Regions from separate parts of the Mus musculus genome. Here all the other regions are linked to region 4. The links are chromatin loops, found by intact Hi-C in ENCODE. Cell type or tissue: heart. All regions are shown on one strand. Region 1 overlaps Tgfbr3 (transforming growth factor, beta receptor III). Region 2 overlaps Tgfbr3 (transforming growth factor, beta receptor III). Region 3 holds the start of Tgfbr3 (transforming growth factor, beta receptor III). Region 4 overlaps Gm42146 (a long non-coding RNA gene). Region 5 has its middle 28 kb from the start of Gm33371.

What was found. Hi-C counts contacts between places; a loop is a spot of excess contacts. Peaks named below come from ENCODE experiments on the same cell type or tissue, not always from the same donor. Only the 100,000 strongest peaks of a DNase experiment are listed, where the experiment ranks them.
Region 1: a loop joins it to region 4, with 2.1 times the contacts of the local background. A loop is called at or near these places in 2 of 42 quality-filtered maps.
Region 2: it touches region 4 in a loop (2.0-fold over the local background); 2 of 42 quality-filtered maps call a loop at or near these places.
Region 3: a loop joins it to region 4, with 6 times the contacts of the local background. A loop is called at or near these places in 5 of 42 quality-filtered maps.
Region 5: it touches region 4 in a loop (1.8-fold over the local background); 4 of 42 quality-filtered maps call a loop at or near these places.

What each region holds. Positions count from the first base shown.
Region 1 is chr5:107,145,789-107,150,788 of GRCm38, forward strand. Tgfbr3 (transforming growth factor, beta receptor III) reads right to left here. Exons shown (of 17, transcript NM_011578.4): 6 at 4,002-4,170; 7 at 2,238-2,385. Among named protein-coding and RNA genes, the nearest start is that of Gm42146, 54 kb to the left of the region's middle. In heart, no CTCF peak of the experiment used is centred here; DNase peaks (open chromatin) are centred at 523 and 2,503.
Region 2 is chr5:107,165,235-107,170,234 of GRCm38, forward strand. The region is part of intron 4 of Tgfbr3 (transforming growth factor, beta receptor III); the gene reads right to left. Among named protein-coding and RNA genes, the nearest start is that of Gm42146, 73 kb to the left of the region's middle. In heart, no CTCF peak of the experiment used is centred here; DNase peaks (open chromatin) are centred at 1,597 and 2,887; H3K27ac peaks cover 1,252 bases.
Region 3 is chr5:107,287,131-107,292,130 of GRCm38, forward strand. It overlaps Tgfbr3 (transforming growth factor, beta receptor III), which reads right to left and starts at 2,499. Exons shown (of 17, transcript NM_011578.4): 1 at 2,125-2,499. In heart, CTCF peaks have their summits at 258 (motif pointing left) and 2,285; DNase peaks (open chromatin) are centred at 611, 1,511 and 2,381; H3K4me3 peaks cover 2,993 bases; H3K27ac peaks cover 2,149 bases; H3K27me3 peaks cover 760 bases.
Region 4 is chr5:107,085,115-107,090,114 of GRCm38, forward strand. Gm42146 (a long non-coding RNA gene) reads right to left here. Exons shown (of 5, transcript XR_880522.2): 5 at 608-1,305. Among named protein-coding and RNA genes, the nearest start is that of Gm42146, 6.9 kb to the right of the region's middle. In heart, no CTCF peak of the experiment used is centred here; DNase peaks (open chromatin) are centred at 2,277 and 3,307; H3K4me3 peaks cover 221 bases; H3K27ac peaks cover 2,763 bases.
Region 5 is chr5:107,015,570-107,020,569 of GRCm38, forward strand. No RefSeq gene overlaps it. Among named protein-coding and RNA genes, the nearest start is that of Gm33371, 28 kb to the right of the region's middle. In heart, a CTCF peak has its summit at 2,140 (motif pointing right); a DNase peak (open chromatin) is centred at 122; H3K4me3 peaks cover 391 bases; H3K27ac peaks cover 1,512 bases.

The DNA of each region.
Region 1 (5,000 bases), 61 kb after region 4:
CACCATGTTCAGTCGTACTGTCCGCCATGAACTGGCAGCTGGAGATGGTACCTGAATCTAGCTTTGTGTGGTTGAGTCAGAGTCCTTTACTCTTCACATGTAACCATATTGTCTGTAAAGGGAAGACCATTTCTCTCTTCCTAAGCTGCAACCTAAACTTTTGTCTTAGCATGTACCTGTTCCTCATAGCACAGCTCACATCTGGGACAGGGAGTTAGAAGTCAAAGAGCCTGAAACTGACTGGGGAATAAAAGATCATCATGAAACATTACCTAATTGTTTAGCAATGTTGTCATGTATTGTCCAGGACTGGCCTGGAACAGGAGTGCAGCCAGAGAGAGGAATATAAACAGATCTTGTTTGGGATGATGGCCGATCTTATTCCTCGTCTTTCTTAGTCTCTCTGATTCCTCTGACAGACAGGGACATTCAAGCAAAGCCCAGGACCACTGTGGTCCAGGCACGTGCATGCAGGGACAGCAGAGCCGCCAGTCAGAGCTAAGTACATACAAACTCCAGCAGGGAGTTAAAGTGCACCGCATGTTTTCTGCCTTTCAAGGCATGATTCCCTTTCCTGTTTTTGTTATTCTGAAACTAAAAACAGTTGGCCGGCGTGCCAGGCAGCAAAGGCAGCAGACACTCCAGGTCGCCACCACCCCTTACGCCATGCCAAGGGAAGGCAATCAAAATATCTGTGACCTTGGAAAATCACGGCAAGGCTTTGCACTCAGTACCAGCCTCATGCATCACTACTACATTTGATGGATTATTTGGACTGTTTCAAAGTCGAAGTAAATTAATAATAATAATAATATAAAAATCCCTAGGAACAAGGAAAAAGCATTTTAAATTAAGATGTGCTCCTGGCTTTGTCTGCTCCTCTGGGAGCTCACCTAAGTGACTGGACTTGTAGGGAACTGTTGGTTTTGCTCACTGCTGATCACATGGAAGGTGCTGTGAGCAAAAGGACAGAGATCACATGGAAGGTGCAGTGGGCAGAGGAATGCTGAACCAACACAACTCGACTCTCCTAAATTCCAAACATCTACAATCCATTTTAGCTGTTAACAAAGATGGTCAATTAACACACATTAAAAATTTGACTCTTACAAAAGAGATGCCAAGGAGATCTCTCTCTCTCTCTCTCTCTCTCTCTCTCACACACACACACACACACACACACCACACTTTGCTCCAATATTATGCCAAATCGGGTTGTTTTTTCCCCCTAATTATATCTGAGATGAGCTTGGTTTTACCAAACTTTCATCAACTTTTCAACATGAACCTTTGCCTTAGCCTGTCAGCCTGCAAGGCCCCTCACAGAAGCTTTGGGAAGCTATGTTAGAGGTAAGCTGGTTACCATGAAAGGATCATGTGTAGTGCATATACATGTGTGTGAGCAGGGTGCACATATGTGTTTGTGGAGGTGGGAAGTCAACATCAGGTGTTTTCTTGAATCTTTATCTGCTTCTCTCACTGAACCAGGAGCTCACCAAGCCAGCTAGGCTGAATGGACAGCAACTGAGCTCACAGGGTTCTTTTGTCTTCCACACTCCAGCCCTGGGATTACAGCTTGCAGGATAAAGTCATTTACTGAGTGAGTACCAACCCCCATCCCATCCCATCCCATCCCATCCCATCCCATCCCATCCCATCCCATGCCACCCTCACTCCCCACCCCCTCCATATACACACAGAGCCCAGAGTTACTTTTCTGTCAGAGTATTACTCCTGGAAGTTGGATGCAAGCCAGATTCACCCAACATCACATATTTATCTCAACAGGGAAGTCTACAGCATGGGCTGGGGTCAGCTTGGTTTTCCTTCCTCCCTATGCACCTGGTTCCAGACTGTGACACTGACCCCCTAAAGAATATGCAGACATGAAAATGTTCATTGCTTCATGTTTACTAAGACTAGAAAGTACACTAACTCATGTCAGAACTTTCATAATGAGGTAACTGGAGTTCAGAGAGCTTTAAGAACTTGTCCAAGGCCATAATTTTTAAGTAATAGAGCCAAGACTCAAACCCAAGTCCACAATGTTCCCTAGGGCCATGTTTTAGCCATGACATTGACTGTCCAGCAGAAGAAACCAAGTATAGGCTGCAGAGTGAAAACTAACAGAGAGCTTAGAAAGTTCAAAGAGGCAGAACCTTTGCAAAAATAACACACACAACCACAGTTTAAGTTATTGCTGTTTAACAAGACCAAGAAATGAGCAACCAACTTACAATAACTTTCAAGTTTCCCTTGACGTCAAAAGACTTGATCACCCAGTTGACAGATTTTTTGCACTTCAAGATCAGGACGAGGTTTTTGACCACCTCAGGATCCTCTCGAGCAGGTCGTATGTCAATTATTATATCCACCTGGAAGGTGCTGTGTGTGAAAACCAAAGGCAAAGTCAAGACCGGAGCCAGAAGGCTGCCACTGCTCCAAGCCTCGTGTTTCCAGTGTCTGGCCAGTTGATTAAAATGCTGGCGTGGATCCCAGGCAAATGACATGTGCAAAACAGATTGCTGTTGCACGCTGAACAAAACGGGTTTACATAACAATAGGATCGCAGGCCTGATGCTAATTAGCTGTGTTTCTCCTCTAGAGAGGGGGAGGGAGGAAGGCTCCTCAATGCTTCCTCAGTTAAAGGGATTTGAACACCAAGGGAGTTTCCTTCTGAAGCAGAATTGTCTGTGTTCAAGGTTCTGTGCCTTCGCCCTTTGTTGTGGAACTTCTAAGTCCCTATATGCTGAAGCCCTTCAAAGCCTGATGTGGGTGGCTGAGGCTGGAGGAGGGAAGGGGTAGGAGGCATGCTAGCACATGCTCCAGGAAATGTCAGAATAAATAAAAGGCCAAAGGCCTCTTGACTTACGTAAGTTTTGATTACGGCATCAGTAACAGTTAAATAATCATATCTGCACTTACTTTCCCAAGCTTCTGTATATAAAGTTATTTAAATTAGTGGTCAAGCAAGCAATTGATACAAAATTGATGAGCACAATACAAACTTCTAAGAACTGAGCATGAGAGAAAATGGTTTTTACTAAATGAACGCTTTACTAAACGTTCCGAATTTGAGGGAAGGGTCTGTCGTGGTTTCAAGTGTGAGACACAATGATCAGAAAGCCTGGCTGAAGGTCTGCGCACTCTCCAGGTCCCTCCACAGAGTTCTGTACATGGCATGGAACAGATTCTCACCCAAACGATCTGTGGTCTATTCAATTTTGAAATGAAAACTCTATTACACGTCTCATTTCAAAAATCTCTCTACAGAAAAACTGGTAAAGTTTGAGTCACTGGCCCATATGAAATACAGGTCAGGGTAGAAAATTATTATTTTTCCCCTCCTTAAAAACAACAACAAAATCTAATTATTTTCATAGGGAGAATCAAACTTCCACAAGTGTCAGATTGTGATATCTATTTAATGGATCCTTGATTCATACCATGAAGATGCAGTACACACGCACATAGACATAGACACAGACACACACAGACACATAGACACACAGACACACAGACACACGGTGCATACGTACTCTGAGGATATTATACATATAACCGAATCAAAAGAGGCATATTAAAATGGTAACTGTGGTAGATAATAAGGCTACTCTGTAACTCTAATTACATCACTGTTTCAACAGTGATGATGTCCGTCAAAGGAGATAGCAAAGGAGAACCATTATCTTAAAAATTAAACCCAGAAGTTAAGAAGGGGCTTCAAGAACTCTCTGGCATATATATCTTTACAACCAGGTGATAATGCAAACCACGTCACCATGCTGAGTGCCGTCCTCCTCTTCTGTGATCCACGCCTGCCTGAAGCATGGCTGCTTCCCTCTCTCCAAATAAAGTGAGCTGCTCCCCGCTCTCACCCTCATATCAGGGGAGAACAGATCTTTACTTTCATCTCTTCTCAGGTTATAACACACACATACGCACACACACATGTACATACATGCAGACATGGGTGCACTTGAGTGCACAGGCGTGCTCACCTGTAAGGATTGGAGTTGGGGGAGATTAACTCAATGATATGCACTTCCTTCTCGTGGGGCTGACTGGCCAGGACACAACCTTCGGCGGCTTTGGGTTGAAGGTACTCCGCAAGGTAATTGAGCGAGAGAAAATTTTTCCCTATGTTACACGTGGGAGGGAACACTTGATCTGAAAGTAAAGACAGGGCACTGGGGTCAAATCGGGGAGTTTATGGGACCAGGAGGGAAGGAAAGAGGTGGTAGTGTGACCGAGGCTAAGTCTGAACCAGAAGCCACGAGCCCAAAGGGTCCTCATCTGTGGCCTCGGCTACTGCTCAGCCATGCCTTCTACCTTGGCTACCAGGGGCCTTCTGCTGGCCAGTGCTAGTGGCTTCTTCTTTGCCTACACCCACTCCTTTCTTGCCCCTGTTCATCTCCTCTGACCCCTGCTGTGTCCTACTCTTTTTCACTAGAGTGGTCCTCTGTCTTTGATCCAGGACAGAACCACCTCTTAGGACTCTGTCCCTCAGAATCTGATTCAGGGGATCATGTGGGACACGGACATCTTTCCTTTCTGAGGCTCTGTAGTTAATGTCAGCCAAGCCCAAGACTCCCAGCCCTGAGCTGGGGAGTGTAGATCCGTTGGTAACATGTTTGCCTAGCGTGCAATATGCCCTGGGGTCCATATTCAGTATCGTGTAAAAGGTTCTGCAGCGTACACCTGTAATCTCAGCACTCAGGAGGTGGAAGCGAGGAAAATTAGAAATTTACAAGCATCCTTAGCTACATAGCAAGTCTGAGGGCAGCCTGGACTACAGACCTTATCTCAAAAAACAAAACAGCAACAAAGATATACAGCTATGAGAAAAAAAAATGACATCATGGCATATACAGGGAAATGTATGCAGCTGGAAACCTATGTTAGGCTAAATAATCAAGACTCAGAATCTCAATCCTCCCTTTGTCTATTTTCTATAGATAACCTCACTCACTCCTGTGCGCCTAGACCACAGCTCCTCC
Region 2 (5,000 bases), 80 kb after region 4:
CTTGGGGAAGGGGTCAACGAAACAATTGACAAACCCTCGGCTGAGTGGAATGCCACAGGGCCTATACCTCAGTTCCCAAGTCATTTACAACAGGCATTGTTAAAATGAGGCCTTTGCTTACCTGGTGTCCCAGTTTGCTCTGAAGTTCCATTCTGAGGCCCTAATCTTGGGATAGCCATTTGTGGCCCCATGCTAGACAAGGGAGTTACCAATGACAGCATTGTTTTGCCTTCAGGTCCGGCAGCGTAGCTTTCCCCAACAAGGCCCCCAGTTCAGTATTCGGGGGAGTGCTGTTGCACATACTCAGTCAATTTCCTGCCCCTTTATGTGTTATAACCACCATCCAGCAACAGTTGGTCCACACACTTGTCAACCTCCCTGTCTCATTTCCTCATCTAAAGTAATGATAAATGATACCTACGTGAAATTTATCTTTAAGAACTGCATCATACAGCCAAATAGTTTTATGATAATAATAGCAATGGCACCTACATAACAGACTTGTTACAGAGATTACAAACGGAGTAATGTATGTAAGTACTTTGAAGCATCCAGCCCCCGATACACACTCTTTCATTTTTATTAACTACACTCATGCATGCATGGCCTCCAAACACATCATGAGGGCTTCAAGACAGACCTTAACGTTCATCACCCACAGTTTGTTGCTCAGTGGAGCAGAAGCTGAGCCTTCTTATGCAAACGTCTAGAAAGGGATTTCTTCTGCCTGTGTTCACAGATCAAAGCAATGCCAACCTTTCTCAAAAGATAAAGATAAAGGGGCAAGAGATAGCAAGTGAGCTATCATTTCTGTGGGCTGTAGGTGGCAGGTGCATGAGCTCCGGCTTGGGCTATCACTCACAATCCAAAGGGTACCCTGCTGACCACGTCCACCACGGGATCACTCACAGTTCATAACCCTAACCCTAACCCTAACCCTAACCCTAACCCTGATCTGCACCAGGGACTCCAAACCACCCAGGAGTAATGGCAAAAGCAGAGATTAAGATACAGATTCTATCCCACGATAAGATGATTTCTAAGCCAGAAAACTAGATGACAAGGATCGGAGATGCAAAACCTACATTGTCTCAAGCAAAGTGGACAGTTTGTGTGTACCCAGAAAGGAGCTGAGCCATGCTGCAGCCATTCCCTGAAACGGGTTGTGAGGTAGCTTTGGGAGCTGTCCCACAACATCACCATCTGCACCCAGGCACAGCCTAAAAGTTTCACATCAGCATCCCAGAGCCTCCTGGGAGAGTTTTTCCTCTCCTCTCATTATATGAAAATAAAACATTCTGTAACTTCCCTTAACAAAACACTCATTTTTTCTTACCAAATAGCTCTCCGGAGGTTGTCCACTATGTTACCCACAGCCCCAGAGATTAACCTTTGACATCAATGCCGGTGCCTGGGAAGGGCAGATGCATTACGTCACCAGATTAGCTTTATTCCAGAGCTCTAAAGAACCTCCTTGGACTATGCAAGGAAAACCAATCTTCTGTTCAGTGTACTCAAGTTTGTTTAACCTCAATTTGTTGAATGAAAGCGAGGCCTTCACAGGGCTGGGGCCGTGCCTACACACAGACATGACACAACACACCAAGTAGAGCCAGGAAAAGTCCACACTGGGTGAGTCCTCCTGGACAGGATGTCTCGCTTAGGAAACTACAAGAGGGCAAACCAGGGCTCTGGGCCACTCATCTACGCTGCAGTCACCACCCTCCCCAACCTGTCAGGACAAAAGCTTCTACAAGCCCTCTCTGGACCAGGTTTACCAGCTGAAACTGGACTCTCTCCAACGTTCTAAGTGCCACAGTGACATTTAGGAGAGGCTCTCTTACCACAAAGGGGCAGAAACTCAATTCTAGGAAATATGGTAGTTGACTGACCCCAGCTCCTGAAAGGCTCAATCCCCATATAATTACATCTCTGAGGGACAAGCCACAAAACCAACAGATAAGCGGCCTCTTGAGAAGAAACGCATGGTACACAACCACTTGGAATCTCCTCGGGACACAGTGAGTCATTCGGCCAGAGATACTGAAAAGAACCACCACGAATCTGGAAGTGTTTATTTAATCTGCCTTCAAGAGAGAATTTATTTGGGGAAAGACTTCACTGAATGGTGCAGTCAGGTCCCTAGGACACAGGGGTGACACCTCTAGCCTGGTGGGAAGCTCCGTTTGTTTACAGTTCCCTAAGCCATCTGCCTACATGCTCCTCAGAGTCCACCTCCCGGAAGCTGCTACCTCGTCTGCACAGGCAAGAGGGCAAGTCTCATTTTCTCCAACTTCTGGGATCTAAACAACGGTACATTTTTACACTGAACCTCAACTCCCAATTTTCTAGCTAGCTCTGCGAGCGAGCGGTAGAAAGCTCTCTGAACGTAGGTGACTCACCCTTCCCTGTCAATCCCTGGGTCATTTTCCTCAAGCACTCGGGCAGAAAAAACGGATGCTGAATCGGTGAACAGTTCATACGAAGGACATCATAGAAGGTTTGCTAACTTTGTGGGCTCTCAAGTATGGGGCAGAGCTGCCAAAGGATGTTAGAAAGATTTTGTTTTTTAATGCAAAACCATAGAACCCAGGAGTTTTTTCAATTTGTTTATTTTTAAGTTCCCTCCTCCACATGCAAGCTTGACTGAGTTATTCCCAGAGCATTTTTGGACACACTAACCCTCGGTTACACATTGCTTGGCTTGGAAAGGTAACAGCTGCGCATGTGTCCTGTTAGGTGGCGCATGCGCCTTATTAGGCTGACTCCCCCCAGTGCGGCCCTGAGCTCACATCTGGGGCTGCTTAACAACTGATTGGAAATTTAGCCTTTTGATTTCCAGTTAAATACTAGGCACAGGAAAACAAATAGCACTTGTTTTCACCGAGTCTTGTCAGGCATCCAAAATGCAGTGCAAATCAGAGAACTGCCTGTGGTTTGGTGGCAGAGGTCCAAAATACTTGGCCTCCCCGCCCCCTCCAGTTTAAGGAAAAGGAGTAAGCCAGATTTTGGCAATAAGGATTTTTCAGTCACCCTTCCCCCTTCTTTGGACACGCAGAGCTGTTTTTTAAATATTCAGTGTGTTCCTGGTATTAATTTACATTTTTCATTAGGATTAAGTTTTGATTTGTTTTTAAGCCAAAGCCAAAGAATAAAGTTCGGTTTTCCTCACTTATTCCAACTGCCATGCCTTGGTATTTACTCAGATTTGCTGAGGAGGGCAGGGTTCATATTGCTATCTTCTGTTTCCAATTAAATTAGGATATAGTTATCTAGCAGCCGCATTATCAAAGCATAAGAGTTAAAAAAAAAAAAAAAAAAAAACTTGAGGGAACTCGGAAGATCAGCTTAATCCAAATAATCCAAAGTCTTTATCTGTGATGGGGGAACTGAGCCCGGGGTAGCACAACCATGCGCCCTGATGCACAACTCCTTAGTGCTGGAGCCAGAACTAGAACCCATGCTGGGGAGATTAAGCCAAAAACAAAAACCTGGGTTACCAGAAAAAAATACAGGACACCAAATTAAACTTGAACTGTAGCTAAAGAATGTATGGATTTTGTTAGTGTAATTATGTCTAAAATATTGCACAGGCATACTTAAGCAAATTTATTTATCTGAAACTCAACTTGAACTAGAAACCTGCATTTTTATATGTCAAACCCTGGTCACTGTGCTGTGAGACCAACATCTGCCCTGTCCTATCCCCATCTGGCTGCCAAAGATATCCACATTTCTTTCCTGATTTAATGATAAAATGGCTGGGAAAAAAGAAATCACAGGACAGAAACCCATAGAGTATAACACTGGAAGCAGCCGCTTCTTCCCGGAGACTTTCCTAGTCTTAGGCATCCTCATTTCCCCGCTTTAAGTAGACTACAAAACAGCTAACTCTCAAATGGATAGGCCAGACCAGACACTTTATGCTGTTAAGAATCAGTCACTAGGGCCTGTCTGTCTGTACCTGTCTGTCTCTCTCTTTCTCATTTAAATTTATTATTGTTGTTGTTATTTTATTATTTTACTTTTAAAGACAAGATCTCACTATGAGGCAGCCTGGCCAGGAATTCTGGATCTTTTTACTTCTGCCTCCAAAGTGCTGGGATTTCAGGAACATATCACAACATGAGGCTGCCAGGCTCTCATCTTGAAAATTTCTTATGTAGATTATGAGCTTGAAGGGGGAAAAGAACTTGGGTTTGGCATACAAAGCAAGGCTTGAAATGACCCTAACATTAATAATTATGTTTTATATATATGTATATATGTATGCATGTGTGTGTATAATATGTATGTATCATATATAATATTTATATATAATATAAAAGTGAGGTTTTAAATGACCCTACTAATAGTAATTATAATGATATGTAGAATATTTATAAGTGACATTTAATAGCACAATAATCACTTACAACAACAGAATAATAATCATTAGTAGGGCAAGACACATGTATGAAAGTCAGAGGACAACTCTGTGGCCTTAGCTCTTGCCACTCACCTTCTGTGAGTTTTAGGGATCAAATTCCGTGCAGATCCTTGTACATCAGGTGTCTTTAACCCCCTGAGCCACCTTGTTGCCCACAAGATGAAAACAAACAAAAAAACCCCACCACAGTTAGGGACAAGGAGTAAAGTAAAAATATGCTAGATTTTAGGAAATCTAGTTTGGAGCGGAGACTGTAGTTTATTTAGCACCTGAGTCCATGCTCAGGGTACACGAGGTCCTGGCTCAGCTCCCAGCACTGCCTGAGTCCTGTTCACTGAGTGACACTGTCAGTCCAGATGTGCTCGGAACCCAGGGCTGTGCATACACCAAATCACCCCTCTACCACAGAGCAACACCCCCAGCTCTTGCACTGATCCCAGCAAAGAAGACTGCAGCAGATTTGTTTCCTAGCAGTTTTAGGGATGACGTACCAGCGATATAGGCTTTAAGTAATATACCAGAGTTATCACATTTTTTTCAGTTCAATGCTTTTAATATATTATCAGCATGT
Region 3 (5,000 bases), 200 kb after region 4:
GAGGGGGGGGGAACCCTGTGATTTGTATTTAAATATTTACCTAGTCACTACAGGTTCTAGACACACATTTAACATTCAGGCCCGGAACTCAAGATCATCCCACTTTTAACCAGTTGGAATTAATCGTAAAGCAACTTAGTTACTGTACTAGATAAAGCTACAATAATTTCCATTTCTGAAATATATGCTACACACAGTACAAACAGGTCTAGATGTCAGCAGGACATCAATAATATGCTGTGCGCCCCCTGCTGGCTAGTGTTTAAAATAACAATGAATTTCTCAAGGCATAGGCCTTTGAAGTGCTGGGGTTCAAAACTCAGTTGATGACTTTATTGTTTTTTAATGTACATATCTTAATCAACAGTTAAGCAAAGGTGGTGTGGGGTGGCCAGATTCCATCACAATAGGGGACGTTTAAAGCTGACAACAATGTCAAGAGAAAAAAGTATGCCTAAGCCTTGAAATGCTAAACAATGCAGAATTAAAGCCAAAAGCAGAGAACATCAAGAAACAGAGCAACATCCTCTTGCTGAGACAATGGCATGAAATCAAGTCGTCTTTAATAGCCCTTCAGGGGGTAAGAATTATTTCCCTGCCTCCTGTGCCAGCCTCAAGCTGTTTCCTAAGGAAGCCAAGCGGCCTTGATCAACAATGTCTGGTGGATTAATAAAAGTAATGAAGAATAAAGATTGAAATTAACACGAGTCAGAGTTCTATTTATAATTATTTGGACCCAGACTCAGAGAAGCTGGATTCTGGCTCCTGCAAAGTACATACGTATATGATCCTCTAAATTAATCACAGATAATTTGTATCTGTGTTTCAAAAGATGTATTCAACTCAGACAGGAAGCTGGGTGAGAACAGAGGGCCAAGGACTTAGGGCCCATGGATCTTACCACACTTTCCGCCATGACTGACCGAGGCAGCTCTTGGGTTAAAAGTAACAGAAAGCTCTATGTGACCTTGGACAAGTAACTTTGCCTCTAGCTGCTGGAGTCTAGCATATATGATCTGTAAAATGGGTCCACTAAAATCACTTTGAACCAGAGTTGACGTAGTCTTTAAGCCCTGACAGGAACTAGCTGGAGTTGCTGGAGATACTGACATACAGGGAGGGATCAATATATTCCCGTTTTAGTACCCCAAAAGGACCTGCTGAGCTCTCCCTAAAATTACCCGCTACAATCTAAAGGGCCATTCCCTGGATATTAAAGGATCCCGATATGGGTTTTTTTGCGTGTTGGTACCCTCCCAAACCGCTCACTTCTTCGAAGAAAGAAGAAATTTTAAATTGGCTGGTTCTTTATCTCAGTCTGACACTCACGGGATGCCTATCCTCGCGGCTCTCCTGTCACAGCAGGGCGCAGCACGAGGCGCTAACACCTGTGCTGCGCTCCGCACGGTCCCAGTCAGAAACATCTGTGCACTCCTCCAAACCGCACAGCCACCTTGGGGGACCGTGTCCTCCCAGTTCACGGTTAGCGAGTAGGGCAACTGTTTGCACCAACACCTAAGCCGTGATACTTGCGGCTTGTCACTCCAGCTGTCTGCACTCCTATCCGGTGCGGGAAGGTGGGACAAATGCCCCAATAAGCCCAACTCTACAAGCGGATTCCTCTAGCAACATCCAAGAGTTTCAAGTTTGTCCCAACCAAGTTCACAAATCGTAGGGAGCCTCTACCATCAGCGGGAGCGCCACAAGGTTAACCCGGGAGCGTCCTTCACAGCGTTTTCGGGACTGACTCCCCGAGCCAGGGCGCGGCCAGCGGGGACCCAGGACTGGCGTTGGCGCGCGAGTCCCGCGGCCGCGGCCTCTGCTACCCATCATGGTCGAGTGCCCACCCACGCTGTCACGCGCCAGGAGCGCAGTGGCCTGCAGCCCCGCACGGGACTAGGAAACCGTGGAGAGGAAGAGCGAAAGCGGGTGTGGGGAACTCCTCCCCGGCGCTGCCCACCCGGGACCGCAGCGGATCCCGGTTCCGCTCAGCGTCAACCCTGCGGGACCAAAGCCAGGTCCCAGCCTCGGGGTCCTGGATGGCCAGAGCAACCCCGCAAAGCAGGCACCGACCCGCACTACGCAGCGTGCACAGCCTCTGATAGGGCGCCAAACCGCACGTACCTCGCAAGCGGTGTGTCCAGGACCGGTCGTCCAACGCGAGGTGGGGGAGTAGCCCAGACGAGTCCCCGCGCCCAGCGCGCGCAGGCGGCCGCGAGCTCAGCAGCCGCAGTTCAACTGCGCCATCCGGACCCCGCCGGGGACTTTCACCTCCTGCCGGGAGCTCGCGGAATCGCGCAGCGAAAGTGGCCTGGAAGGACAGCAGCCCGCTTCTCCCTCTCCACCTCTCTCTCTCTCTCACTGCCAGGGAGGAGGAAAGTGGCGCTCGGCGTCCCCGAAAGCCTGGATCACCCCCATCAGGCCCGTGCGGCGCCCTAACTCGGCCGCGCACACGCGCGGGCGGGGTCGGGCGCGCAGCCACAGCAATCAGCGAAAGGGGGGAAGGGCACCGCGGGCCTCGGGGGCTCGGCCGCCTAGAAACTCCTCCTCCTGCCCCTCCTCTCCTCCTCCTCCACTGCTGATGGATGAGCCTAGAGAGCTTGCTCCAGCCTGTGCTTCCCTTCGGGCAGAGAAGGCTGGAGCTGTAAGGATAGAAAGGAAGTCGGGTGTGTGTGTGTGTGGGGGGGGGGGGGGGGGGTTCGGCCCGAGATGGGATGACAGCTGGGCATCCCCGGCCTGGAAGAAGTGTGGAGTACCCGGGATGTGGCGCGCACTGCGAAGACTCGCTGCCTTTCCCTAGATCCTTCAAACTACCAGGGCCTTAGGAGAAGATAGTTTTATTGGATTCCTGGTTGTTGATATAAAAATTCCTTTAAAAAAAATCTCAGAGAAACCCATTCCCACATCGAAGCCCCATGCACACATTCATTCTGCCCCAGTTTGGTTTTTCTCCAGTTTCGGTTATCTAAAGATATGCTCTTGTGGTGTGGTCAGGGTCTCTTACTTTCTACAGCCTAGCTCAAAGTGCCTTCTCCAGCTGCTGAATTAAAGTGCCTTCTCCAGCTGCTGAATTCCATTCCTACGGTTTCCCCGCGGCCCTCTGAACACAGGATAGGCGAGCACACAGGGTCCTGCCTGCATGAATGTGCTTTGCAAGAGTTGAATGCAGCTACTTCAGTCACCAACACAAATCTGGCACTGTTTACGCTTCACTTTCTATTAAAAGGTGAATTGCCCATTGGGGCTATAGCTCGGTAGTAATGTATTTGCCCAGCATACACAGAGCCCTGAGTTTGAGCCCCAGCACCACATACAACCAAGTACGGCAGAAGAATCACAAGTTCAGAACCAGCCTTGGCCAGAGTAGAGGTCAGAAGACAACTTTCTCCCTTTCCTCAAGTAGGGCCCAAGAATCCATCTTTGGTGCATTTCTTCAGGGTTGGCAGCAAGCACCTTTATCCATGGAATTCTGTCACCAGTTACTTCACGGGAAACTCTACAGGTGCCACAACAGATGGAGTGACTGAAGTGTCTGGTTCAAAGACAAGTTTCCAGTCTTGACAGCTGCTGGATCGTCAGGGAACCTTTGCACAAATGAGTAGCCCAGCTAGACTTTTGTAATTTTAAGTTTTTAAAGCCTATTTTTAATGATGTTTCTTAAACACTTTAACCTCCCTTCTTGCCCACCACCCTCCAGAGAAGTAGGAAAAACCAAAGGATATGGGGAAGTAGACCTGTTTAGAAAGGTTCTTTGGAGCAACTCCCATCTGTGTTGTCTGGAAATCTGTAGTTCAGTTCACAGGTTTGAAGAGACAGTTGGATCCACTCGCAAACACTTCACAGATATATGAAGTTCAGTAGAGTCAGGATAGTCAACACAAATCAACAGCGGTGGCACTACGTAGCAGAAACAGCCAGGCCTCAGCCTCAGCAGCAGCAGGGACCAACAGGAATGTCAGGAGAAGCTCTCAGCTATGCCCCTCTGAGAAGCGAAGATCAGCAAAGATTCCAAACCGACCAGCATTACACCGCTAGCTCTATAAACAATCCTAGCTATACTCTGTTACTGTCCATGGAGTTTTACTTATACCCTTCAAACGCCTTATGTCCTCTGCGGGTCTTGCCTCCCCACAGGTCTTGCCTCAGCACGTGAGTCTGTCTCAGCTGACATCACTCTGTCAATCAGCCCGAGTCCATGGAAGCCACAAGAAACTGTGTCACGCCACCTAAGTTTCTTGGTGTGTTTCTCTCTTTGAAGTCCTGACAAATGGAGCTCAACTATGCAATGGAAGGCGGACCAATATATGTGTCTGTCACTAGCAAAGAATCTTTTATCACATGTCCTTTCACGTGCTTGCTTTAGCAGAACATCCTCTCACTTGTGTCTGCTTCAGTGGAATGTTCCTTTCACTGCCTTAAACGTACACCTGTGTCTGCTTCAGGAAAACACTCCTTCACATGTTTGCCCCAGCAAAACACCACCTAACACAACTGACTTTCGAAAGAACCCTTAAGCTTCCACTTCAGCCTTCCTCTAAAAGTGCTAGGCTTCTAACGAGGAGAATTGAGTGGTAGGGTTTTAGGGTTTTGTTGTTGATGTTGTTTTGTTTTGGGTTAGTTTTCCTTTGAATAGGTCTCAAGTAATTCAGGGTCTCCAACTCATTAAGTAGTGAAGCCTGCCCTTGAACTCTCATTTCTCCTGCTTCTGCCTCATACTTCCCAAGTTCAAGGTCACAGGCATGGGCCAGCCAGCACACCCCATGGAGGAGGCTTCCAGTGTCAGCATGTGGGTTTCAACCCCTTTGGGGTCACCTAAGACCATTGGAAGACACTTTGGTGGGTGGATTTTGGGTTTTTGACATTGCAATGGCAAAGATTACCCTAGGATAAGATACTAAACAAAAAAAAGTAAGAGCAGACAAATGGGATTGATTATATAAAACTTGTGCTCAGCAATGATAACAAATAACAAAAGGGAGCAACAAGCCAGAGATCGGGAG
Region 4 (5,000 bases):
TAGACCAGAAAGCTCGCAACAGAAATTTATTCAGCCCTGAAGCTGAGAAGCCCAAGGTCAAGGGGCAGATCTGTTGTGAGCCTGGTCCTGCTCCTAGCATGGCAGAGGGCTTCATAACCTGAGAGAGAGCTGAATGTGGTTTTATAGCTAGTCTACACTGGCAACAACTGACCAGTTCCCAAGACAGTGGCATTAACCTATCCACAAGGATAGAACCCCCAAGACCTCATCACCCACTAAAAGGCTCTACATTTTAGCACACTTACACTGGGGATCAAGCTTCACTCACCTAATTTTTGGGTGTACATTCAAACTATAGCATAAAAGTATATTTATTAATACCATTAATAGACAGAAGACATAACAATGTGAAAGCAATCATTTTTATCTGTCCGTTATGCTAACTTTTTATTCAAGTATGTGAACGCTATCGCTGACTGATATTTTGAATGAGTTGTTCAACACCTCATCAAAAACTATAGGACTGTGAGGTGTGTGTGTGTGTGTGTGTGTGTGTGTGTGTGTGTGTGTATGTGTGTGTGTGTGTAGTCCTGCCATCCTGGAACTCACTTTGTAGACCAGGCTGGCCTCAAACTCACAGAGATGCCTGCCTCTGCCTCCCCAGTGCTGGGATTAAAGGTGTGTGCCACCACTGCCCAGCTGTGAGTGGTTTTTGTTGCCTGGTCATCTTCATGAAGTTGGATAGGGCAGCTAACTTGACCTCTTTATTTGAGAGTCCTGACTGAAGCCCTGGAGCCTTTTCGCTTGTTCTAGCTTGTCCTCCTAGAATGTTCTCTTGTTCTCTGACTCGGCTCTCAGAGCCACATAACTTCAGTTATATGAGTGGTGTAGGTAAGAGGCTGGAGTCAGACTATTCGGAACAAGGAATTGCCCTCTGTGGGCAATGCTGTTCTTCCGCTCTCAGGGGCCGTCCCCACAGTACTTGCCATACATGGTGTCTGTGGGTCTAAAAACTGGTCAACATCCACCATACAGTAAGCCTGGCTTCAAGGTATGTGGTGGCTCAGCTTTCTGTCATTAGCTGTAGGCTGTCCCCTCGTGGCCCTGGCTTCTGGGCCTTTCCGTCCAATCCCATTTTGGTAGGCGTATTTAATATTTATTGAAGTTCTCAGTTCTCGGCTTCTGGCAATGTTGGCAGCTGAGGGCTTGCTACAGGAACTGGCTCTGGATGAAGGGAAATGCCTTCCTCATGGCCACTTCAACTTGGAGCCACTATGAATAGCTTCCTGTAAGGTGAGGTGAGCTGAGGTCCAAGCTGTGAATGGACTGAGCTCCAATCCAAACCTGGATGAATAGAACCAAAACACCAGAGTCAGTCTGCTGTTTGCCCAGCTCATTGCTGTTGGTCTGCTGGAAGAAGAGAGGCCATTGTTTGAGGCCTGTAAGTTGGCTCAGTGGGGAGGGCCCTTGTCACCAAACCTGGTGATTCGAGTGATCACCAGGACCCACATGGTGGAAGGAGAGAAGCCCCCTGGGAGCTGTCTTTTGACCTCTACATGAATGCACACGTGCACACATGCTCACCAATAAAATAAAATGAAACATTTAAAAGGAAGAATGCTATTGTAGAGTGCTAAGAAGAAGCAGGAAGAGGAGATGTCATAAAATCCATATGATCAACCTCAAGTTGCAGAAAGTCGTCCTGTAGAATGGGGCTGAGGACCTACAAAAGCCAGAGAAGCAGCAATACTGCTAACACTATCCCAGGATTTTAACTCATTCTATCTTCATAATTTTCTGAGTTTGGTGCTTATATTTTATAGATGATAGATCTGAGGCACAGGAAACTTACTGCTTAGCTGGGTAGGGTGCCGACCTGGTCCTCGCTCTCAACCAGAATCCTAGAAGTTCCTCTCCTACTGCTTGAGCTGGTTATTCTGACCATCCGAGTTTCTAGAAAGAAATCCTTCCCTTTGGATGTAACAGCAATAGCCCTGCCTTGACAGGGTTCCCAACTGCACCCAGTCTTGCAGCTTAGCTACAGCAGAAGTTAGAGAGCAACTGGAGCTTCAAGAAAGAGTCCTGATTCAGGACTGGTGCTTAGAAACCCTTCCCTCATCGAAAGGATTGAAGAAGAATCAGTGTAGAGAAAAAGGCTAAAAGAGAGTAGTAGAAAGCTGAGCCAACGGTCAGGGGTCCCCTGCAGGTCTTGTTGGGCTTTGGTTTATGGGCCAAGGACCCATGGGCCAGCATGAATCAGGAGTCAGTCAGAGCCAATGACTCACTGCACACAAGGCCCAGGGGTTCAGGAACACATCACAAGATGCTGAGACATGTCTCAAATGCTTGCCAGCTGAGCCCATCTGGAACATGAGTCCTGAGCATGAAAGAGTAGGAGACAGAGGAGGAGCTAAATGTGCTGGTCAACGAGAGCTCACTAAGAAGTCACATCCAAGGCCAACATGAGGCAAAGGCTGTTCCTGGGACCAGCTCCACAGTGCTTAGAGCCAACTGGGGTGTTGCTGTCACAGCTGAATCCAGCTGCTTCCAGGGCAAGGAGGAGGGCACTCCCGTTTGCCCAGCCTCCCTCCAGCCCTGTCCTTGCAACTTACCCTTGTCAGGGCTGTCTGTTTTCTCAGGATGACCCATCCATTCCTAAGCGTAGGAGGCAAGAGAAAGAGACACCACCAAGCCTCCCTTGATGGTTCTTTGAGTCTCTCAAAGGAAGGAACTTATACACAAAGCCATGGAACTGTTCCTACTAAACTAAACAAAATTTTTACACTTGTCACTATTGAAATTTGGTTATAGAATTATTTGTTCCATGTCTGTCTTTCTCACTGTGAATTCCACAGCTTTGTGTGTGTGTGTGTGTGTGTGTGTGTGTGTGTGTGTGTGTCTCGGACAAGGGGGTGGTGTGGGGGTAGGGGTTGTTGTCTTGTTCACTGGAGCTTAGGAGAGTGCATGATACATAATTGGTACTCCATACCTGGGTGTTAGGAGACAAACCCTCCCTGAACCCCGAAGTCTAGTTCTTAAGGATTAGTCTGATGAAACCCCCTCCCCACCCACTTTTCAGGGACTGAACCTCAGATGTTCTGAGTCTTGCACCCCAACCCCTGACCCACCACTGAGGCCTTAACATTTGCAGAGCCAGCAATTGAAAATCCCCCTTGGAAAGTACCAGAGCTGGGGCCCCCGGTCACGTGCCCCCCCCCCGTCACGTGGGGGCCCAGGCCCCCCCCAGAAGCTTCCGGTATCAGGGGCCAACCTGGGAAGACAGGATCTCTAGGAATCACTCCGGGCTGCCCTACTCCCACGAAGAATTTGAGAAGTGAAGGGATTGTTCAGCCTTTGAAAGGAATTGTCAACAGCTAGGGAAAGCAACTGGGACTGAGGACCGCTCCTCTGCTAGGGAGGGCCCTGGCTCAGAGTCAAGTTGGCTCCCTTCCAGGTTTTTATTTCTGGTGTTTGGTGGTTAAATAAAAAAAGCCTATAAACTTAACTCCAGTTAGAAAAAAAAAATCAACTATTTCAAATATTGATCCCAGATAATCCCTTCAGACCTGGCAAGGAGACCACCCGCTGTGGGGGAGGGGGGAGCAGGTGGGGGAACTGGTGGAGGCTCTGCACACTGGGCTGAGAGATTTGGAAAACTCTTGTTTTCTCCTCTGAGTCTAGGAGCTAAGAGACTAAGAATCCGCAAGTCCATGGCTGCAAAGAGTGCCCCTCCCCCCTCTCGCCTCCCCCCTGCTCACGGCGGGACAGGAACATTCGATAATGTACCTTTGTCTATTGTCAGTAATAAGTAAATATAATTTAATGGCAATAAATTTAAAATTATATATATATATATATATATATATATAAAATCTGATCACTGAAAATGGCAAATTCTAAGTGGGGGAATTGGCAAGGTGTATATTTACACAGTTCACACAGGGAAAAATCGCCTAGTACACAAGAGCTGTTTACTTGACAGTTGCTAAAGAAATGGAATTGGAATAATGAGATATGCTTTCACGTATTACAGATTTTTTAAATGCCACTTGCCGGTTTTAACTGTAGGAAAACCAGAAAGTCAACTGGACAAAGACCACAACTGGTACTGGGTTCAGGGACCCATCAAGATGTTCTTATATGAAATTGTTTACCCACACATGCATAGGACATATAGCTTTCCTTTACAGCGGGCACAGTGGGCAGCACAGCCAAACTCTTCTTTGTAGGGGAAAAATCTGTCCTCTAGGTGTTGGGAACCTCGGAGAAATAAGACTGATTGATTGCATAAACTAATCAATGAAAGAATTGATGAATGGATGGATGAATGGATGAGTGGATGAATGGATGAATGAATGAATGAATGAATGAATGCACTAGTTAAGCAGTCTGTGGCAATATTTCTTAATGATTGTCCATTTGGTTTTTACTTCTTCTGGGAATCCAGAACTTGACTTGAATCAAGTTCCTGTCTTGAAAAGCAACCAAACAAAGTATCCTGAATCCAAAGGTGTTTTTTTTACTTAAATCCTACCATAACCTAGAGAATACCTCCAAGCCTGGCCCCTAAACCTGGGAAACAAAGAAACAAAAAACCACAATTGAACAAAGAAATGACTAAGAAAGACTTACCTGTGTTCCTGGGCTTCCCGATGTGCAAGAGGATATAAGTGATCAATTCTGCCAGACTTTCATAGTCTCTCTTCTCTACCCAATTCGCACAGCTCACAGAATAACCTAAACTTTTTCGTTTTCACTAACTCTCCCACCCACTGTTCTCACAACAACCCCATCCCCAAATTCACCTCCAACTCCTCCTTGTAAGTAGCCCCTGGTAGTTCTGCTCACCCTCTGATCTTGCTTCCTTATAGTCTAAGCCTGGTAATTTTCTGAGGTTCAGCAGTAAGTCTGTCAGGTGTGCTCTTGGAAGATGGAGCAGGATCAGGACAGAGTGCTCTAGAATCACAGCCCTGTCTTGGGTGGATTGCCACGGGAGTGGGGCGGGGAGCAAAAGGCAGCACCTGGCACTCCCTCGTGAG
Region 5 (5,000 bases), 70 kb before region 4:
AACTCAGCTCCTGCTCGGGAGGCATCGAGTGTCAATTGAGGGGAGGGTGAGGAGGAGGGTGTTCCTGCAGCAGGGGGATGAGGGAGATGAGTGGAGCACCAGACCATGGCCTGAGAAAGGCGTGCTCTGAACCCTGTCATAGCAGCTGCTGACATTCAAGTGCTTGCTATGGACTCACCATACCCGAGACCTGAGCAACCCCGTTTCTTATGCAGCAGCTGTCTTGACCCATTTCCAAGTTTCAGCCTGAGGGGCTTTTACCTCTCCCCCTAACCTGAAATGATCTGAGACTAAGGAGGAAGCTAAGGAGGGTAAAAGGATGCGGAAGCCAATGAGTTTACAGAGCCCCAGATTTCTTATCTTACAGGGCTTCCGGGGGAATTGGCTTCCTTTCCCAGGCCGGCTCTCCATTAAAGGGGCCCCCTTCCTTTGTGTGCACTGAGATAAGCACATGTACAAAGAGAACCGACCTCTCTTCTTAGATATTTCTTTCTCTTCATCCTGCCCCACCTTCCCCACCAAGGTCCTGGGACTAACACTAACATAGTCAGAATTAATACTACTTATCTTAATAAAAACTTACTATAAACACGAATGGAGGAACACACAGTACAACAATGTAATTGGCTTGATTTTTAATCACCAAATATATCAAGGTCATGAAAGTCAAAGCAGGAGAAATGTTTTAAAATGACAGACACTGAAGGATGTGACCCTGTGGGATGTGTGGTGTCCTTTGCCTTCAGAACCAAGTGCAGGATTAGCAGTAGCATTATGCCCGTGCTAATCTCAAGGATTTAATAACTGAGGCATGACTATGAGGTAAAGAGTATGGCAAGCTTTCTTTAATGCAGTAATTAAGAGGAAGAAAGTATTCTGTATCTAGCAAGGCCATTTTCATGAATCAAACCCAAATCCATGATTTTGAAAATAGCTACAAGTGTCTTATTTTTGAGGAGAGAGAGAGAGAGAGAGAACTCAAGGATAAATCTTAACATACAATTATGCCTTTTTCCAAAAAAAAAAAAATACCAGCATTTTTTTTACAATCTAATGATCTAATCTCATTCAAAGAGTTTTAGTGGTTTTTGTTGTTAATTGAGGAACCGGGAGAATAAACTATTGTACCCACACATGCTAAGAAGGACTAGGAAACATCTGTGCATCAATATGAAGCAAGCCCTATGATATAATCCAAAAGAACCGATAGTAAGACACTCGTGCATGCATGCACACAGGAAGGGAGCAGTGTCTGTTGTGTAATTTTTTAAAACTGAAACCCAGAAATATCAACTACACAATTAAAGATGATTAGCTATAAGAGAAGAAAACGGGTTCTTGAGATAAGAATGGAGTTAGACTCCTTTATAACTGCATTTGTCAATTTGACTTTAGAATCAGTAAAGTTTCATGTAATCACCAAAAACTTACTTTAAAAATATTTTATTAAGGGAGTTTCAGAGAGGACTGAGATGTTAGGACCAAAGTGCTGCTTTTCTAGAGGCTCTGAGTTCTGTTCTCAATAACTGGTCTTCATCTTGTTCTTTGTCTCTGTCTCTCTGTCTCTCTGTCTCTGTCTCTCTCTCTCACACACACATAGAATCTTTAATTTTGAACTTTTTTCGTTTTAATTTTTTACTGGTTATTTTATTTATTTACATTTCAAATGTTATCCCTCTTCCCGGTTTCCCCTCTGCAATCCCCCTATCCCATCTCCCTCCCCACTGCTTCTATGAGGGCGTTTCCCCACCCACCTACCCCTCCCACCTCAGCACCCTAGCATTCCCCTATGCTGGGCATCGAGCCTTCACTGGACCAAGGGCCTCCCCTCCCATTGATGCCAGATAATTCTCTGCTATATATGCAGCTGGAGCCATGGGTCCCTCCATGTGTATTCTTTGGTTGGTGGTTTAGTCCCTGGGAACTCTGGGGTGGGGGTTCTGGTTGGTTGATATTGTTCTTTATATGGAGTTGCAAACCCCTTCAGCTCCTTCAGTTCTTCCCCTAATTCCTCTTTTGGGGCCCCCATGCTCAGTCTAATGGTTGACTGCAAGCATCCTTGTCTGTAAAATGAATCTTTAAAAACATTTTATTTTGTACTTGTGTATCTGTGCCCAAGCATGTGGGTACCAACAGAGGCCAGAAGAGGGCGCTGAGGCCCATGGAGTTGGAGTTACAGCAGCTGTGAGCTGCCAGATATTGAGTTCTGGGAATCAAATTCTGACAGAGCAGCAAGTACTCCTAATCGCTGAGCCATCTCTAGTCCCTCCCACCTATTTACATTTTTAAAAAGCATAATAAAAAATAAACCCAAGCAGTTGAGCCTACATCTGATTAACATAACATAACTGAGAGGAGCTATTCTAGGGTACTGCAACCGCCTGCATCTGTCGACAAGGCCGGCAGGAACAAGACTTGGTGTCCTGGTCCAGGCCTATGACTCCAGCTACGGGGGAGGCTGAGTCAGGAGGGGATGGCAAGTTCAAGTGCTGCCTGGAAAACTTAGTGAGATCCTATTTCCAAATAGGAAGTGGCCATTGGTAGAACTCTCCGCATGTGCAAGACCCTGGGTTCAACCCCAGGTGCAAGAGGAGAAACTTACAAAAACCACCTCGCATGAGTTCTATTGTTAGATTGTGCAAAAGCTGGTACTTTGTTCTGCAAGAAGCGTGCACATGGGTGTTTAGAACAATTGTCCAGGGGCTGGTGAGATGGCTCAGTGGGTAAGAGCACCCGACTGCTCTTCCGAAGGTCTGAAGTTCAAATCCCAGCAACCACATGGTGGCTCACAACCATCTGTAACAAGATCTGACACCCTCTTCTGGAGTGTCTGAAGACAGCTACAGTGTACTTACATATAATAAATAAATAAATCTTTAAAAAAAAAAAAGAACAATTGTCCAATTATGTGAAGATGTATTGCATCCGGTGTCTTTGAACACGATCTTCTCCGTTACAAGAGAGAGGAGACAGGATTGGAACTGTTCATCGGTGTGAACTCACGCTTTATGGCGAGAACTAAATACGCTTCCAGCTCAGCCTACAGAAAAGACCGGGGCCCATGATGACTTCTAGAACAACTTCCTCTAACAGAAATAAGAAACTCCAGAGAAACACAGTACCACACTTAGAGCAGGGAGCATACAAGATGTCCCTGAAACTTGCATTTTGTCACACTAGATTATAAGACCAGGGTCAAAGTCAGCTAGAACTGTGTTGAAGGACTGTACAGATTCTCACTGGCCAAGGAGAACCAATCTGTCAATATAGACATCCACTGTGACAGAGTTAAAAAAAAAAGTTTACATCTTGAATTTGAGACAACTCTAAAAAGAAAACTATTTGTCATTTTATAGGAATATGATTTTCTAAATTATGCTACTAATTAGTAAAAAAAAAAAAGCAAAACAAACAAACAAAACCTCCAGTGTTTATTCTACCTCTCCTAGAAGAACCATTGCAGAGGGTGACCAAGATGACACATTTCCCTTCTCTTCTTCTAAGGATTACAGCTCAAAATCAAGAAGTAAAAATCCAGTTAGAAAATTATCATGATTTTTTTCACCTTTTAATGAGTCAGTATATCTAGGACATGTGATCCTTGATAGTTGCTAGTGTTGCAAAAGAGAGAGGCCAGGTGTTGCATGCTGATGGAGGAACAGGTCAGCACGTTGCAGCAGGATTTCCAGAAATCATAAGAGCAGAGGCATACACCAAGATCCAACTAGCCCGGGGCTGGGAAGATGTTAGGAGCACCGAGTGCTGCTCCAGAGGACCCACGTGGCAGTTTGCAAAAGCCTGCGCCTTGGATTCCAGGCAGCAGCATAACCTTCTCTGGCATGCACATGGTACACAGACATACATATATGCAAAACACTCACATACAATTTAAAAAATGTCTTTTTTTCAAAAAGATCCAGCTGGCAATTTATAGAAAAGTAGAAGATAAAGAACACTAAAATGATACCAAAGGAGGGACAGAGGTACAGAAAATAGGAACAAATAAGGAGATTTTGTTTTGTTTTGTTTTTGGATCACAACATTTAATTGATTTAAAGTTTGAACTAAGATTTTATGATACTAAAGGCTTGTAATTAGTCTTTAGATATAATAATAACATCATACCTATGTTTTAAGGGGAGACTTCTTTTAGAGTCTCATATAAAGCTGCTGACGAGGAATTTGTATGGCTGATGGGACAGGGAACAACTGGGCGGATATAAAGTAGTAACAGCCGTGAGTCCCTAACTGGAGCCGGAGCCACCGTTTTCTGGAGTTTGAAACCTTCCTTGTGCATTCATTCTTTCCCTTTCCAAGTTCTAGTAACTTTCCATAATACAAAGTTTGAAAATAGCACCTACTAAGTACTAGGCCCTAGACTGATATTGACCTCAGCCATGAATTTGCATCATAGAAAAACTCAGTCAAAACCTTTCCCTCATGGCTGAGTCGTGTGGGAAGGGAGAAAAATGCAGTGGCGACGCCCTTAACTCTCTGGATTTGAGATGAATGCGCAGTTTCTATTGCCAGACTGGAAATTGAGAGCAGAAGGCAGCCCTGTCTAGAGACATACATGGTCGAAGGCTGGAATCATTACTCAGGGGCCAGCTGCACAATACACTCTCCACCCAGGAACACATGCAGATACCCACCAGACTGAAACAGGGCCACATGTGGGTTTTGACAAAGAGGAGTCAGACAGAAGATCCACAGACTTGCCTGGTTTCTCTTCGTGGCCTCTGGGTCTTCCATGGAAATGTGAACTTTCCTTTGACACTCTCTGGACCTTAACAACGGTCTCATAGAGACTGGACAGTGCCCTTGGCTGCGTGGAGGGCAGGGGTCTCAGTGCTCTCTGCATTGCTACCCTTCACACCACAATCTCCTCTTATGCTTGCCATCTGCCCTATTTGCACTTTGGCTTCTTGGAGCTTGGGGCAGAGACATAAATTCAGCTGGTTACTGCTCTACTTGATGCGGTGACCTTTATCCTACATGTC